Linked DNA regions of Homo sapiens: region 1 is linked to region 2. A link is a loop called in an ENCODE intact Hi-C map of the cell type or tissue named here. Cell type or tissue: MCF 10A. All regions are shown on one strand. Each heading gives the region's core, and the rest is flanking DNA. Links, peaks and the distances in the headings are about the cores only. Region 1 overlaps UTRN (utrophin). Region 2 has its middle 6.5 kb from the start of PHACTR2-AS1.

Evidence for each region. A loop is a pair of places that touch in the nucleus more often than their neighbours do. Peaks named below come from ENCODE experiments on the same cell type or tissue, not always from the same donor. Only the 100,000 strongest peaks of a DNase experiment are listed, where the experiment ranks them.
Region 1: a loop joins it to region 2, with 12 times the contacts of the local background. A loop is called at or near these places in 14 of 110 quality-filtered maps.

What each region holds. Positions count from the first base shown.
Region 1 is chr6:144,479,422-144,484,808 of GRCh38, reverse strand. UTRN (utrophin) reads right to left here. Exons shown (of 75, transcript NM_007124.3): 26 at 4,827-4,997; 27 at 2,421-2,600. Among named protein-coding and RNA genes, the nearest start is that of SNORA98, 76 kb to the right of the region's middle. In MCF 10A, for the core only: a CTCF peak has its summit at 2,526 (motif pointing right); a DNase peak (open chromatin) is centred at 2,518.
Region 2 is chr6:143,573,180-143,578,566 of GRCh38, reverse strand. It overlaps a transcript of PHACTR2 not described here. Among named protein-coding and RNA genes, the nearest start is that of PHACTR2-AS1, 6.5 kb to the right of the region's middle. RefSeq lists a silencer at 3,065-3,114. In MCF 10A, for the core only: a CTCF peak has its summit at 3,027 (motif pointing left); a DNase peak (open chromatin) is centred at 3,016.

The DNA of each region.
Region 1 (5,387 bases), core at 76-5,075, 910 kb before region 2:
CAAAAATAGAACTATATAATTAGTAAGAAAAACAGGAGAGAAACATTATTTAGTTTGTTTTTTAAAGACCAAGTGCGGTGGTTCACACCTGTAATCTCAGCATTTTGGGAGGCCAAGGCAGGTGGATCACATGAGGTCAGGAGTTCAAGACCAGCCTGGCCAACATGGTGAAACCCCATCTCTACTAAAAATACAAAAACTAGCTGGGCATGGTGGCAGGCACCTGTAATCCCAGCTACTCGGGAGGCTGAGGCAGGAGAATCACTTGAACCTGGGAGGCAGAGGTTACAGTAAGCCCAGGCCACGCCACTGCCCTCCAGCCTGGGTAACAAGAGTGAAACTCCATCTCAAAAAAAAAAAAAAAAAAAAAAAAAAAGTTTGGTTTTTGAACAAAATGAAAAAATTGCTCCCAATTGTAAATTTTTAAAAAATAATTTCATAGAAAATTGAAATCTCCTGGGCCCCACCCAATTCCAACTTGGAGCTAACTGATGTAAAAGTTTGCAATGTAGCCTTCCCAACTTTTTTCTAAATTCATGAGGACATGTCAATATAAGAGAGCCACATTTTACCAAAACTGGAGTTATACTGTTCTTACTGTGTTGGTTTTGATCACTCATTCCCCTCTGAGGTTTCCAGAGCAGGGACCCAGGGGTTGTGTAGTGGGTGGAAACATTTATAAATTTATAATCCCTTATTATAAGAGGAACTTATTTGAGTGGTAAGTTTAGGAGAAAGAACTCAGCTGGATGCCTCCTGGGCTTGTCGTCTTGAATGTACTGAATGAGTGGAGGCATCTTCTGGTTTACATAAATGAGTGAAGGCACCTGCCGGTCCACTCTCCATATGAAGTATGCTTACCAGATCAAGGAGCAGTACATTTTTCTACAAAGGGCCAGCCAGTAAATATTTTAGGTTTTGGGAGGACACATTTGCTTCCTATCACAGATTCTTCTTGGAGGGGGGTATGTGTTGTACAACCCTTGAGAAATGTATAAACTATTCTCAGTTAACCAGGTATCCAAAACCAAACTACAAGTTAGATTTAAACCCTCAGCCAGTCCGGGTGCAGTGGCTAATGCCTTTAATCCCAGGACTTTGGTAGGCCAAGGCAGGAGGATGGCTTGAGCCCAAGAGTTCCAGACCAACTTGGGCAACATAGCAAGACCCCCATCTCTACAAAAAAAATTTAAAAATAATTAGCCAGGTGTGGCATTGCAAGGCTGGAGTCATAGCTACTCAGGAAGCGGGGGCAGGAAGGTCACTTGAGCCCAGGAGTTTGAGGTTACAGTGAGCTGTGATCATACCACTGCACTCCAGCATAGGTGACAGAGCAAGACCCTGTCTCAAACAAAACAAAACAAAATCCTCAGCCATAATTTTCCAGCCACTGAATTAGAATAAAAGAAAAGAGGTTCTAGTCCCCCAATTTCCACAAGCAAAAAGCAGACCAAAAATCTGCTCAGATGCAAGCACAACCTCTTTTCTTATGGGAAAGAAAAAATGACTCAAAGAAGACCACTTCCAAGAAGCAGACAGATCCCAAATCAAGTAGCTTTCTTACTAACTTGCCTCAATGATATATATTTATCTTAGCACAAAATTGGTTTAGAACAAGAAACGAATGAATTTACAAATGAATGAATGATCAAAGTAATGAATGAATTTAGGTTAAATATTGCAGTTGCCATTTTTTACCATTTCAAGATTTGCCACAATACAAATATTTGTTTTACGTCAAATTGAATGTAAATTAAATTGTTGTAAATTGAAAGCCTTCTTAAATCTTCCAACAAGCAATAACAAAAGTCATACTACTATAAAAACAAACAAGCAAAACCTCACTCTTAGTTTAAAAAAATTTCATAGACTCATCTACATTTTACGTGTAATGGCCAGGGAGAAAAAAAAAAGGTATTTTATCTAAGACCCAGTAAAACTGTCACATATTTAAGTTCTATTTTTCCTTCAGGTGACTCTTGAACTTTAGACACCACTCAAAAGAAAATAATTCCTCTCTATGTACTCAACCAGGCAAAACAAAACAAAAGAGAGGCTTGAAATGTGCTCTGCAATTTTTGGACTGGAATAGGCCCTACAGATCATCTGTTACATGAAAACCTGGATTGCACCTATAAAAAAAGTAAAGTTTGAATATACAAAATGACTTGCCCAAGAACCTTCTGATAATTAGGGACAGATTTTGGTCTCCTGTTTTTAACCCCTCTTTCATTTTTATCAAACTATTTCCCAAGAACTATTTTTTCTTTATAATCCAGAATTTGAAAGAAAAGAGAAGTTTTCTCCAAGATTTGAAAATGGCCAAAACATTACAGAGTTTGGATCTCAGAAATACATCACTGAAAATAATAATAATAATAATAATAATAATAATAACAACAATAATAATAATAGCATACCTCTAGCGTGTGGCACTTTCCTCGAATTCTATTACAAAGAAGTTGGTAATTCTCCAGCACAACATTCAGCTCAGACGTCAACTCCTGGCCACCAGAGGGCACCTTGGCAGCTAATAACTTGATGTTGTCCTTGAGAATCTTCACTCTCACCTCCTTCTGCAACACATCCTCTTTTGCCCTCTGTTCCAAGAAAGGATGGATGAACTTGAAAAACGTCTCCCTTTCTCAGTAACCAATTTCTTTTCTTTCTTTTTTTTTCAAGAATTAAACCAAAGTTAAAACATCTGGATGATTCTAACTGCCAAAATAGAACATTATTTAGGTAACAGTGAATGGTTCTTTGTGGGGTTTTGTTTTTGTTTTTGTTTTTGAGATAGAGTCTTGTTCACTACAACCTCTGCCTCCCAGTTCAAGAAATTCTCCTGCCTCAGCCTCCCGAGAAGCTGTGATTACAGGCACCCACCACTATGCCTACCTAATTTTCATATTTTTTAGTCGAGATGAGGCTTCGCCATGTTGGCGGGGCTGGTCTCAAACTCCTGACCTGAGGTGATCCACCCACCTTGGCCTCCCAAAGTGCTGGGATTAGAGGCGTGAGCCACTGCACCCAGCCCAGTTGAGCGTTTTTGAAATAAGAATGCTAACTCTGAAATTTCACTCATGCATCCAATGTACTCAGCTCCCACAAATGTTTTCATTTCATAACAGCAGTGTTAACGTAAGTTATCCAAAGTATGTTTACTGACATGAAGTATTTTCAAAGTCTGGGTCCAAGATCAGAATTTAAGTGAGTGAATTTTCATTATCACTGGAGGGCTGAGCAGATTACACTGTGATAAATATATTTTCACAAAAATTGAGGTACACTATGGTAGAAGTATCTTTAAAAGTTCTCTAAATAATTTAAGCTTTTTAAAAAATTATAGAACATAGGCACATGTATCCTTCTGCTAATTAATAGCATTTCAATGATAAAGTTAGACTGAGATGATCTGATCCAGAAATAGCTGTTTCTCAGTGCTAAGATAAACAATCTGACATTCAGGAAAATCAACCTATCAGGTTGGTGCAAAAGTAATTGCAGTTTATGCCATTACTTTTAATGGCAATAAATACAAATAAAACAGTCTTTCACTTTCCCCTTTACTTTTCTCTACTACTTAATGGTTTTGAACTTCCTTAGATTGGGGGAAAGTAATTAAGTGTAGTGGTTTTGTAAGTCCTAATGGCTGTTTGAAAGAATAAAAATAAATAAAATGTTGCCCAATCAAATATTTAAATATCATTTTTCTCAAATCTCATCTATAGCAACTTTTAAAATCCACAGAACTACAATGCCAATAGTGTAAAGAAAGACAATAAATGAGACAATTCTTAACATGGTAGCCTATTTTAAAATACCTTATGTACTGAGTATTTTTAAATCTTTCAAAAAGAGCTACACTAAAAAAGATGTTTTAGTGAAAAAACAACTTCCAACAAGTCTCCTGTCATATTTACTTTGATTCATGTATAATAATGTATGAATGTCATATAATCCCTTTTTTGAAAAAAATCACAGATTTTTGCTTTAGTTACACTTCTAGGTAAGTTAACTTTGAGGTAAAACATTAGTCACTGTGTTGCTTAAGCTTACAGGAAAAAAAAGCTTTGAAAACACCATCTCCTTTGGCTTGAACATTCAAGGACAGTTGAAGCTGTGTTAGAAATTTGGGAATGATGCCCAGTTCTTTTATTATATATAAAAAGAGAGTGTTCAAGACTATCGACAGAGGAGTACAAGTTTACAGGAAATGTATCCAGTGGATCCAACTAATATGAACTCCCCGATGCATTCCTACCGCTATTCCTACCTGCTCTAATGAAACGTCAGTGTTCATATGTGCCGTATGTATTAACTGGAAGATTAGTAACAGGAAAATAAGAATAAACCTCAGACAACTTGGGAGGTCTCTTTTGTTCCCCTTACAAAAAATAACTCTTTGTGAAAATGTTTGGAAATAGTGATGAATGCAATTAATGCCACTGGATTGTGCACTTAAAAATTAAGCTGACCAATGTTATATGTATTTACCCCAATTAAAAAAAAATGATCATTCTTCCTCATGCCCACTACCAGAGGTTTTTAAGTCATTCTCTGTAGCCTCCCAAAGGTCTAACTTAAGAGCTTGTCTCATGGGCCCTCATGGACTCAACTCATGGGCCAAGCCAAATATGTGGACTCCTGGCTTTCTTCCCCTGCTAAAATTAGAGCAGCTACCCTGTTATGTTTTTTTAATTCAAAAACCTACTGTGAAAGATGCTACATGCACATAGTGTTTGACAGATAGACAGATGATTGATGTGCTGGTTTTAAAGGGAGGAGGGAGGCATGAAGCCTGTTGGCACTGGTCGTCCCCGCCTCACCTTCATCTCTTCCACAGCACTCTCAAGCTCTTCTGGTGACTTGTACTCAAAATCCCGCTCCAAATATTCTTCCTCGGCCTGGGTCATCCATTCCTGCATCTCTGCCAAGTCTTTCTTCAGGTTCGCAGCTTTTTCTTGACTTTCAGACAACCTACTTTTTTGAGTAGCGATCTACAAAGGAAAAGCCATTCCCCCAAATAAACAAATGTTAATGTGTTCAATGTCAAGTTTTAGCTCTTAATATTTAAAGGCACAGTAATAACTTTCCACAACGAATTGCATGCTTTAAAATTCAGATAAAATCTCATACATCTCATGCTAACGCTGTGGAATATAAGCAGTAATGAAAATAATCTTAAGACTGGGATTCCACACCACATTTGGATAATACTCTTATCTCGAAATAGCTATTATAATTTTGACAATGCATAACTGTTGACTGTAATCCCAGATGTAGGAATCTAATCTATAACAGTAAAAGCACATATATGAAGTAAATTTAATGTAGCACTACTTATAATGGAAAAAAGAAAAAAGAAAGCAAAAACAAAAAATCTAGAA
Region 2 (5,387 bases), core at 88-5,087:
CCTCCTTTTCTTGTTGGCAGGAGTGATTTTGTACCCAGCTTGGCAAGCAGGGTATGGGCTGCATTTCGGCCCCATTCTTCCCCACAGTCAATGCTCTTGAGCAGTGAACAACCTACACATCCTTCCATGGCTACCATGCTCAACCTTTCTTATGGGGAAAGCCTAATGCCACGTATCTATTCTCTTGACTTCTGGCCTCCCCTGCCTCCCTGAGGAAAGTTAAGGGCCAAGAAGAGTTGAATCAAACTAGATCATCCTAGAAGGGGAAACATGGAGGATGAGGCATTGCACTGACAAAGGGGAACTGCTAAATCTGGCTATGACTTCCCCATCCTGGACCGTGAGGATGGAGGTCTGGGGACCCCTCTCCAGCTCTCATGGAGCCCTGCACTTGACTGCAATGGTTCCTTTGTGAAGGAACAACAGTAAATGAAGCTCCTTCCCTCTTTGCATTTGGACTATGGCTGATTTAATCCATGAGAGGGAAAGGGAGGGGCCTAGTAAGCAAGTTGACTGTGGAATTCTCACAGGTGTTGGCAAACGAACGGGGGATAGAGTGTCTTGGACCAGATTTAGACAAATCTAGAAAAATAAATAATGAGAACTTACCTGCACAGTACATGCTACTATAACATTATATTGATAGTCATATTTCTCTTACCATACCTCTCGCTTTCCCTTGGTTTTGGTTGCACTTCTTGAACCTTTGCTGAAGCTCTTATTTCATATGTAAGCTACCTAAACAGGTGCTTCTAGGCTCTCCTTGCATCTCTCCTCTCTCACTTTTTTTTTTTCCATCGACGATATGGTTACCAGGTTAATCTCTTTAAATGGTTTTCAGGATCTCACACTGGTACCCAAACATTTTCAACTGTTATCTACTGTTTAGAGGCTGTAGTTCAAATGTCTGAGTTTTGTGATTCAAAGCCTTGCACAATAGGGTTCCGATATATCAATTTGGTCTCATCTCCTCTTCTAGCTTGTAATTCCAGCGAAACTGAAAACTCACACGGGGCATTCTCATCTCAATGCCTCTGCTCATCACATTTCTCCTGGTTGGAGTTTTTTTCACACCTTTTTTTGCTAAGTCAAAATCTTACATAATCTTTAATACTATTTAATGTTTCCCTTCTCACAAAGCCTCTCCTGACCTTTTTAACTGCTAGGGTCCTTCTCTCATCTTCTCTACTGTTATCTGGGATCATAATTTTATTTCCCTATGTTAGGTGATATTTTATTTTAAAATACTGATGACCTTGACTGTGAGTGCCCAAGGGCAGGGACCAAGTTGGCTACTTTTATGTGTCTTTTTTGTTGCCTGGCACAGGGTTTTGGACACAGAGCATGCTAAAATACAATTTTAAAAGACTGAATCTTCCCTCTACCAGAAGATCCACTGCAGCAAAATTCTTGGTGTTCTTAAAATATAACTTAAAATTGAAAAATGTTTTTTACATTTCATTCAACTTCTCAAAAGAAGTTCATCTAATTATAAGGGTAAATAACAACCCCCAAAATATATTTTATACAAATTAAAGCACATAAATATATAATCTGATATAGTAGTTTGTTGCTTTTTGTGTATGTTAGCATAGAGTTTTAAGTAGTATATACCTATAATACAAGCAGTGTCAGAAAATTTAGACTTCTTCAAATAATTTTTTTTTTTTTTTTTTTTTTTTTTTTTTTTTGAGACAGAGTCTCACTCTGTCACCCAGGCTGGAGTGTAGTGGTACGAGTTCGGCTCACTGCAACCTCGGCCTCCTGGGTTCAAGTGATTCTCATGCTTCAACCTACCGAGTAGCTGAGACTACAAGTGTGTGCCACCACACCCGGTTAATTTTGTATTTTTAGTAGAGATGGGGTTTTGCCATGTTGGCCAGGCTGGTCTCGAACTCCTGACCTCAAGTGATCCACCCACCTCTGCCTCCCAAAGTGCCAGGATTACAGGCCTGAGCCACCGCTCCCAGCCCCTCTTCAAACAATTTTTAAGTTAACTTTAAAAACCACAAATATTCCCTCTTTCAACTTCTGTTTTAAAACTGAAAAGCTAAATGTTAGAAATAAACTTTTCCCTTGAAGCCATTTACGTAGTCATGAACACTATGCTTAAAGTAAATAAATGTAAAATCTGTTAAACTTTTTGTTTTCTTGTATTTTAAGCACAGCTTCTTTTTGAATTAATGCAATTCAGCAAACTTGCTTTTTCAGGAACAGAAAATCACCCCACGACTTGTAAAATACGTAATCTAGAAAATGCGTGAGAAGAGAGACCTTCCAAAGCTATGTCATGAGAGCGGAGTGTTATACAGCAGCATCTCTTCCAGTTTGTCCCCTGGGTGTTATATAACTCAAAGGTAATTAAAGGATTCAGGCTTGGATCGCAAATTCTAGCACACAAAGAGTAATCTAATGTGAAGACACCAAGCTTGCAGATGCTCCAAGTTTCCAGCCAAGATAAAGAAAAACCCTTTGGATATGCAGATTATAACATCTATGTTAGTTCTGTTGGACATCAATTTAGAAAAGATTCAATTTAGTCAAGGACATTGGCTTTGTCTGATATATCTCATTCCAGAAATGTGATTATGCTCTATTGGCTGAAAACAGCAACTCTTAAAAAGTTTCTAAAAAACTTCAAAAATATTTGTTCGAAGAACTGGAACATAGACTTTTTTTTTCTAAATTGAAAACAAATGTCCACTTAGAAAGACTTAATGTACTTAAGAATCAATTGTACTCTGCAAACAATTTACCCCAATAGGGACTGGATTTTTACTTAACAAAACGGTTCAATAAAGGTTTTAAAATGATTGGAAGATAAATAAACATTAAATAGTTAAAAACAAAAAGTAATTTATCTCATATTGCTTCTCAAGGACTTTAGTACTTCACGAGAGAGAACTATTCAAACAATACATTTATAGGTACATCTGTCTTTTCAATGGAAGCTATTAAGCACCAACATCAAGTCTCTGGTGTCTTACCAGTATTACATTGGCTGATCAGTATGACCACTGCACCATCTAGTGTCCACACGGTAAAACAGCAGCTAGGGAGCGCTTTTTCTCCAAGTCCATCTTTCTGAAAGCCATCCTCTAAACTGGCGTTTTGATAGTTCATCATCAAGAATATAAAGGACAGATCATTCATATAAAGACTAAGTCACATTATAACATTTCCAGGTGTGCTAGAAAATTAAGACATGGTGCTTATAAAAAAGTACACAAATTATGTAAAACGATGTTTAAAACCTAAAGATAGGAATATGGTAAGTTATTTTTAAAAGACTTTTTGTAAAAGAGAAAGCTATCTCATCGAACTATGAACCACGGATAGAAATCATGATGTTCAAAGACTATGTATAAACAATATGGAGAAATTAATTCGTAGATGTAAAGTAAAACATTAAAAACATGAAAATATATGCAAGAAAATAACTGGCTGAAAATGTTTTTGGAGTGTTGATGATTATTTATTTGCCTATTTTTTGTTTATCATCTCTTAATTATGTTCCAAATGGATTATTTGTTACAATTAACTAGCCAAGTAAATACTGAGAAATCTAATCTGCCAGTCAACATCTAGGAATTCTGTATAGATAAAGGAAAATCTGGCCAAATTTCACAAGTCTATTAACGTGTTAATTTTTACTTTGGGTAAAGGAGTGTAGGAGGTTGTTGTTGTTGTTGCTGTTTTACACCACGCCTTTAGTTTTTAAAAAATTGGGGGAGAGGAGGAGAAGGCCAGCTGTTAGATTTAGAACAAAAATGAAATATTTATAGGAGACAGTCCTTAGTCCTTTGGGCTCTTGGAAAATATTCACATCAAATTTCCAACATAACTGACTCAGAGCCACTGCTTTTTTTTTTTTAATGCCATCAAAAGAATATAAAAGTATTTTGAAAAGTTAAACACATTCCGGGGAATCATTTTACCAGTATTTGCAAAACGATTCAACCTAAATAAAATACAGGTGATCATAAGAAGAAATTTCAAGCAAACTTAATGCCACTCCTGAGTAGAAAAAAAAATAGTTATAACTTTAAAAATCTAATTGCCTACTATGAGAGGTATCAATGTTGAGAGACATTGAACCCACTTTTATGTTTAAAGAAAACTCTTTGAACAGGAACTTTTAAGGTAGCATGGAGGACAGACCTCCAATGGCCATGCCTTTGTACAATCCCTTAGCCTTGAGTGTAAATGAAACTTGTGACTTGTTTTTATCGATAGAATGTGGCAAAGGGAACAGGACACCACTCTGTGATTATGTTACATTATCTAAGACTCTGCCTTAGTGAACTAGAGACCGGGATTCTCCTTCCTGCCTTGAGGAACTGAGCAGCCACGCTGAGGAAGCCCACAGTGAGAGCCTCTAGCAGCTTCCAGTGAACAGCCAGCAAACCAGGGGCACTCAGCCACACAGCTGCACGAACTGAATCCTGCCTGCAGGTGTAATGAGCTTAAAATAAATTCTTCCCCAGTCAGGCTCCAGATGAGAACACAGCCCAGCTGACACCTTGAGTGTGACCTGGCAAGACCCTAAGCAGAGAACCCAGCTGAGCTGCTCGCAGGCTCCTGACCCATAGAACCTGTAACTTGTTTCAGCCACTAGGATTGTGGTAATTTGCTATGCAATAATAGAAAGCGAAAACAGGTAGCATATTAAATAAAATTCACGATTCCATAAACAGTTATGGAGAACCAGACCCAGTTCTGGGCCTAGTGGAAATTAGGCCCTCAGAGTGCTGCTAAATGGAAGGACTAAGCTCCATACAAATATAAGAAAGGCAGGTAAGTGATTTAGTCCACAGTTTCAAGGACATCATAATTTAGTTGAAGAAAAACAGCCACATAATTAACTAAGATAAGTGCCAACACAGGGACAAATAACATGATAGAATGCACAGAAAAAGATCTGTTATCAACAGAAACTTTTCCAAGCTACAGAAAACCAAAATCAAAAATACTTAGAAAAAAAAAAAAAGGAGGGAAAGAAAATTCATGGGTTCACAAAACTGGTTTGGAGGTAGGGCTGGCCTCAGGCTTAATTGCATCCATTCTCAAAGCTCAGAAATTCTCTAGGCTCTTCTCTCTTAACCTTCACAGTTGGGCTGGCTCCCATGGATGACAAACATAATAATGTAGCATCCAGGGACCTCCATGGAATAGAGAAGAAACTTCCATAAGACCTAGTGAAAGTCTCCATGCATCTCGATGGCCTGAATTGGATCAAGGACACACCCTTAAACCAAGCACGCAGCCATTGATGACTGGCCAAAGCCAAGTAAAGCCCAGGAACAAAGAATGGGTCAATCTCTCTAAATCACATGGTTGATAATGTGGGTTAGAGGTGGTTTCCCCACAGGAATATAACACTAAGG